2 separate regions of the Mus musculus genome follow, and region 1 is linked to region 2. Evidence: chromatin contacts called from ENCODE Hi-C or POLR2A ChIA-PET data. All regions are on one chromosome and are shown on one strand. Each heading gives the region's core, a stretch centred on a gene start or an enhancer-like site at or near the end of the contact. The rest is flanking DNA. Distances are from core to core; before and after follow the strand shown. Region 1 holds the start of Tlr2 (toll-like receptor 2). Region 2 has its middle 55 kb from the start of Trim2.

What was found. Hi-C counts contacts between places; a loop is a spot of excess contacts on that map. ChIA-PET counts read pairs that join two places held with the same protein, here RNA polymerase II (POLR2A).
Region 1: a loop to region 2 is called in a map of Patski, with 2.3 times the contacts of the local background. The contact joins the promoter of Tlr2 here to the enhancer-like site in region 2. A Hi-C loop is called at or near these places in 1 of 37 maps with a recorded cell type or tissue (Patski). POLR2A ChIA-PET finds 5 or more read pairs at or near these places in 1 of 5 experiments (Patski).

The regions. Positions count from the first base shown.
Region 1 is chr3:83,839,782-83,843,279 of GRCm38, forward strand. Tlr2 (toll-like receptor 2) reads right to left here and starts at 1,827. Exons shown (of 3, transcript NM_011905.3): 1 at 1,739-1,827; 2 at 1,108-1,355.
Region 2 is chr3:84,313,254-84,316,598 of GRCm38, forward strand. No RefSeq gene overlaps it. Among named protein-coding and RNA genes, the nearest start is that of Trim2, 55 kb to the left of the region's middle. Within about 2 kb of position 1,483, at least 1 of the 3 ENCODE cell types and tissues checked has a DNase peak (open chromatin) inside an H3K27ac peak, as active enhancers do.

The DNA.
Region 1 (3,498 bases), core at 577-3,076, 470 kb before region 2:
ACCAAATGAAGACATGAGAGCCCCTATAACCATGTGGGTGTTGGGAACTGAGCCCAGGTCCTCTGAGAGATCAGCAAGTACTCCTTACTGCAGATCCACCTCTCCACCTCCCTCCCACAGCTTCTCTTGATAGCTGGTTGTACATTTTCCCCTTTAGTGCCCCTAAGGAATCTATCTCAGACACAGCAGGCGATGGGCCTGGGATGCAGCTTGTCTGTAGCACTTTGCTAGTATGCCATTGTGTTTGACCCCCAGGACTGAATAAACAGGGCACAGTTGTGGACACCTAGACTCAGGCAGGCGGAGGCAGGAAGTCAGTAGTTCAAAGACATCCACAATCACACGATGAGTTGCGGTCTCAGCATAAGGCCTGAGACCATCTCAAAAAAGCTAAGCCAGCCTATGATTGTAGGTTGTAGATGTTAATTCTTTCCTGACGCTACTAACTTGATCATTTAAGTGAAGTACCTTCTATTCAATATAATTAATATGTGGAGGCTTCCAATCGTTGCATTATGAACGTTCTGAATTGTTTCCCTATGTTAAGTGTTCTCCCTTAAGCTTCACTTCTTTAAATGGGAGGGTGATTTTTCATTGGGCACTTATCCCGTTAAATGTTAACTTATAAATTTAGAACAAACAAACAAACAAAAACTTGGTAGCTTAGAAACTTCCAAAACATACTGTCAATGCCTGGCAGTTTTTGTATTCACTAATTAAAGGTTTAAGGTGCAAGTGTTCTTTGCTTAGAACAGAAAAACAAAACAAAACAAAACAAAAACAAAACAAACAAAAAAACAAAAAAACAACAAAAAACTTCGAGTGTAGTGAAATAAGATATTTTCCAGTACTCATAATATTTCCCTTTTGGGGAGGAAAAGGGTCTCTCCGTCTGAGTCCAGCCACCTTACCTACCATTTGCTCTTTGCTGAAGAACTTTCTGTCAGATCAAAAGCCTCCAGGCAATCTGAGCGTTTTACACCCGAAATAATATTTCTCCTTTTTGAAACTAGAAAAGCCTTTTCCTGACATCTAAGATGTAAACACAAGGTTCTCGTTTATAGGACTGAAGAAGTCATAAGATACTTATTAAAAGACTCCACTCACGCTTTGTCTGAGGTTTCGGTAAGTTGTTTTCTGACCGGTGATGCAATTCGGATGCTCCAGAGATGAACGAAAAGCAGAGAAGTGAAGCCCCTACACTCAGAAACAAGATCCTGGTCAGAAGGAAACAGTCCGCACCTCCTTGAACGACATCTTTTCCACTTCTAGGTCGCAGAGACTGCCGTCCAACCTTCACCATCAGAAACTATGATTGCGGACACATCTCCTGCCAGTGACCGCCTGCCCGGAGCCTGGGGACAAGAGAGGGGTGGACTGGATGTAAGTTGGGACAGCGTCACCGTTCACCCTAGCTTCCCAGGGTTCAGAGACACTACAGACACTCCCTTCTGTGACCCCAGGGCCAGAAAGGCTGTAAAGACGCAGATCACACAGCCGCGGGCTCTGGGACAGTGGCTGCAGCTCTCCGGTGGCCCCCTCTTCCCTGGGTGTCCCTCTTCCTGCAGGGATCACAGCAGGAAACAAACATCTGGCCCCAAAGCTGATCCGCCCGGCTGGGGGCGCAGGTGCTTCACTTTGGAAACCAGGTCCCCGCACAGCACAGCGGCCGCCCCGGTCGATTCGACCCTGTCCGGGGAGGGGTGCAGCAACCCGGCAGCAGGACCGATCCACCTACCTAGGAGTCCTCCAGCCGCCGCTCCCCGTGCCCACTAGCCATCTGGGCACCAGCCTAGGAAGACTGAAGACCTGGAAGTGAGGGAAGGGGATGTCCCCAGGTCAGGGCCCCGAACTTCCCGGTCGCCAGCACCGCCCCCGGTGCGGCAAGCGCCGCCCACAGGGGTCTGCAAGGGGAACGGAGCCTGGCATCAGAGCTGGCAGGAGCCACAGGGCAGGCAAAACAGAACTGAAAGTCCAGAGGCTCCGTGTGGGAATTCCCCAGGTGTCCTAAAGAGAAAGCTGCCTCCCAGCTCGCCTTTTGGCTGAGTTGAGCTGCTGCAAGGATTCTGGAAGGAAGAGGATATTCTGAAGAGACGCACTCTCTTTGGTTATTGGAATGCTCCAGCTAGGAAACGTTAAAAAATTACAGCCCTGTGCCAGTCACAGGGAGTTTTTATCAGTTCACCATGAGGAAAACACTGGAGGCCTGGACAATGATGGCTGAATGACTCGGGGGGATAGCACACCTTGACCAAAACTGCCTACTTATGGATTCTTTCTGTATTATCTAAATCTAAACCTGTGGTGACAGGATGCTGAACTTAGGATGGGGGCGTCGTACACCCTCATTATTTAGTTGTCTTCCTGATGTGGCTACACTGAATAGCTACTTTTCTGCTGTCTACTGATAATCATTTAAATACCCTATCGAGGCCCAAAAGGATAGGCTAGACAGCCAGGGCTGCCAAGACCCAGGTCCTAACTCTAACTACTCTAATCTCAGAATCTCACTTCTCCCTCAAACACATCTTTTGAACTCTTTTGCTATCTCTCCATCCTCAGAGGTTGCAACTTGGGCTCAGGAATATTTTCTCTTTCTCCTCCTTTTCAACACTTTGTCCCCCTGCCCTTATGTCTCTGGGATCCATTTCTGCTCAGCATCTGATAACAGAGTCTACCAGCCTCCATGCAGACCTGAATGGCAGCATTGTGCTTGGGATATGAATGGATAAGGATGGCACAGATATGTTTCTCTTTCCTTGGCCCCCAGAACAGCCCCCCTTCTAAGCATGGGGAAGATTCGGGGCCCCCACTTCTATCTATGGCTTTGAAGCTAAGTACTTCCCTTTCTCTATCCCATAGCTGCATCGCAGAGTGATTCTGAAAACAGCGTAGATTGGTTTGCTTCATGGTGGAGATGTGGCTCCATATTCCAGTTGTAAGGGGAAACCCCCTACTTTAAAACAAGTTAATCACCTGCCTCGGGTGCCTGTGATCCCATTTGACCTCGGCAAGGCGAGATTGGATGCAGAGCAAGCAACCTTACCCCCATTTTCACAAGAAAATGTCCTGTGAATCAGAAATAGCAGCTGAGATTTGAAGTCAGAATTTTTCCCTTAAACCCAGGGGGTCTCTTCCCCTCAGCTCCACATCCCTTGTCCTTATAGGTTGTCAACCTTCCTAACCCTGCAACCCTTCAGTACGGTTCCTCATGTTGTGATGACTCCCAACCATAAAATTATTTTTGTTGGTACTTTATAATTGTAATTTTCCTACTGTTAAGAATAGTAATGAAAATATATATGCAACCACCATGGGGTCTCAACCCACGGGTTGAGAACCACTGCCCTATAGAGAAGTTCTCTCTCTCTCTCTCTCTCTCTCTCTCTCTCTCTCTCTCTCTCTCTCTCTGAAAGCTACATTCCTTAAACCTGCTGAAACCAACCGAAAACAAGAGAGAAGCAAATTTCCTCCCATACACATGTCCCTGGCAGCCAT
Region 2 (3,345 bases), core at 233-2,732:
GAAATGATGAAATACGGAGGAAGACCAAGACACTAAGAAACTGACCAGTGACCCCTGTGGGTCACTGAGTTGTTCTCTGGGTTCTTTAAGGAATTTCTAAGACCTTCTTGGGCAACTTGGAGAGACCCTGTCTCAGAATAAAAAGTGACAGAGGGATCGGAGATATACCGGGGTGGTACAGTACTTTCCTAACATGTGTGTGGCCCTGGGTCCAAATCACAGTTTTAAAACAAAACAAAACAAAACAAAACAAAACAAAACAAAACAAAACACAGAAAGGGCAGGGCTGGAAAGGAACCAACTGGAAAGATACAGTGTGAAGTTACACGAAATGGAGTGGTACAAGCTGAACTATAGATAAGGCTTGCACATGCGGGCGACAAAATGATCGAGAAACAAGGAAGTGGCCTGCAGTCTGCGTCAGGAGAGACCCCTGCCAGAGGAAAGTGGCAGCTTGAAGACGACCCTGGCAGGAGAGGGGTCTCTAGCTCTTTACTAGTGATGTTGCTCGGCGCACTTGCTGTGTGATTACTCGCAGCATCCTACATTGGGGGATTTCTAGGTTGTCTCTTACAGTGAACCAGACTCTGCGACCTCATTTGCTTCCCGCCACTCTTATCCACTTCTAGAGTCCAGCCAAGAACTTAGCATGGTGACTGTTGGGTCTGGTGACCTGCGAGCTGAAAAGGTCACCAATAAACCTGAGGAGAGCAGACACCTACCAGGTCCTTACTAAGTGTCCAACACTTAACATGGAGCCTCGCTCCTGAGGCGTTCCCTCTGGGAAGACTGTGAGAGACACACTTCATCTTTGACCAGGAGCTGTTAGGGCTGTGAAGGAGATTGCCTGGGGTGTTTTGTAACATGTGTGAATACCTAAAACAGCAGTATGGCTTGGCATTTACAGCAAGTGCTTACCCTATAGAGATTCAAAAGAGCCAGCTGTCTTTATGGAAAGGTCTCCCTCTTCCCCTCCTTTTCACCCTCCCCTCCCTTTCCCCTCCCCCTCCCCTCCCCCCCCCCCCCATTTGTTGAGACAGTATTTCTCTCTATAGTCCTAGCTGTCTTGGAATCCACTCTGTAGACCAGTCTGGCCTCAAACTCAGAGATCAGCCTGTCTCTGCCTCCTGAGTGCTACAAATAAAGCATGCCAGATAAGGGCTTTACATCCAACACACACACACACACACACACACACACACACACACACACACACACACACACACACGGGGTTGGGGGGTGGACTATAATATAAAGCTATAACTTCTTAGGAAACACTATTAAGTAATAGACTCCCTGACCCAAAGTTCCAAATCAAGTCATTTTTCTTAACATAAAAGTTTGTTCTCTGCGTTCAGAGAACATCAAACTTCCTTCTGTGTTCTCTGCCAAGAATATTTAAATATAAGGCCCTTTAGGAAATCTGACATGTACTGAATCTGAGATTAGTGCATTGTCCACAAGAGGGCACTAGTTCTCCAGGATGCTCAAAAAAATCATCTGGCCACAGTGTAGCAGCCAAGAACAAAAGCAGCTAACTCAGCGGTCCAAACTGAGCAGAGAGAAGTATAGTCACAAAACTCAAAAGAAACTTAACATTCAAGCGCTGCCTCCCCTATCTTCATGATCCGGCTGCAGCCTGCCACAGACGTGCTCAGTCAACCCCAGCGTGTGCATGCCTGCATGCAAGTGAGCTGAATATAAAATGAAGTCAGATACTTGAAAGCATATGGTTACTTGTTTCAAAGATACTGTATGCCTGGCATGGGGATTCCACCCTGATGTCTGAAGACTCAGCACTCCAATCTGCATGAATTTCTTCCCAGAATGGCAGGCAGAGGGCCAGCTTGAGCCTGACACAAATCCTGTTTGATGGAGATTCCACCCTAGCTTGTCCCGGCACGGGGCCCGGCTTCCTTTTTTAAAGTTTATTTTTGTTTACCAATGAAGACACACCTCATCCACTCAAGTAGCCCCACCCAAGTTTAATCAGATGGCTTTCACGGTCCATCTTTTAAGAAACAGCAAACACCCAGTAATGCAAAGACAGCAAGATCTCCCAAGAGGAGCACTCTCATGCCAGGAAACTCAAGCCTCTTGTTTACTTACTGGGTTTGAAGATTCTGCTATCAACAGTGTCTTAGTTCTGTGTTTCTTTCTTGCAGCAAGCAGTAGTACTCCAGTCTCCCCAGAGGCAGCTTAGGTGGGGCTAAGTGCCACCCCCCCCCCCAGCCCCCACACACTCCTTGTACCAAAGCAGAAGACAGCAGCTTTGGTCAGCAGAGATAATGCATTATAGCACATGATAAAGACCCAGAAACAGACAAATAATCAGGTCACCCAGTTTGCCAAAGCTTTGCTGCTGGGCTGCTGGGTTTCTTAGGGCTGCTCTCACTGTATTACACATTTAATTCGGCATGCCTGTCCAGAGGATATTTTTAGATGCAATTACCTAAAGAGCTTTCGAGTTCTGGAGTATTATCTGCATGGGTATCTCTTGGCCTAAGGAACCTAAAGTATTAAATGAAGTGAGTCTCCTTTAAAGACACCAGGGCATTGGGAAAAGGCTACCTGCATATGGGTACGTGCTTTGGGCATCCTTTCTGATGAAGAGGTATCTCAGGCAAGCGTGGTTCTGCCTCCCCTCTCCCAGCAGAGTCACCCCTTCCCAGGATTAGGAGGGAGACCCATGGAAGGGTGCCTACTGTACATCACTGTACACACGGGCTACCTGGCCGAGCAGGGCTGTCTTGGTTCCCTGTCTTTTAGACCATGAGTCTAGGCTGAGACACACAGACCCCAATACATCCCCCACACAGCAGAGTCATGCTGTTCCCCTGAGCACAGCTTTCAAGCACTTCAGTTACTTCTTGTTACAATATAGCTCCTGAATTTTCATCCTGGGCCCTTTATAGACCGGCAGGTTGTGGGATCTGAGGTGCTGAGATTGCGTAGGAAACTGTGATAGAAGGCCCATCTTGCTTCCTGAGATCTTTAACTTCCTTTGGCATCGCAGAGGGATAAGAAACACCGAGTGGGGTCTGGGGAACATGGCAGAGGGTTTGCAAATAAACTCAACAGCACAAACGAACGGGTCCAGAAGAACCACTCAGAACCTTCAATGACATTTAGGTTACAGAGATGGATGCCACTGGTCACATAGCTTAAGCCTTTGATTTTTGTAAATAAGAAAAGTGAGTCTCTCAGTCACGTGGGGCAAGCCTCAGGCCCAACCCCAAGACTCCAGACTCGGTTGGAGTCCTTTCCAGAATAGGGACGAATTCGGTCACTCCCTTCCCGTTCCTCCCTTGGGAACGATGCAGAAAGGGAGAAGGACCCGTATGA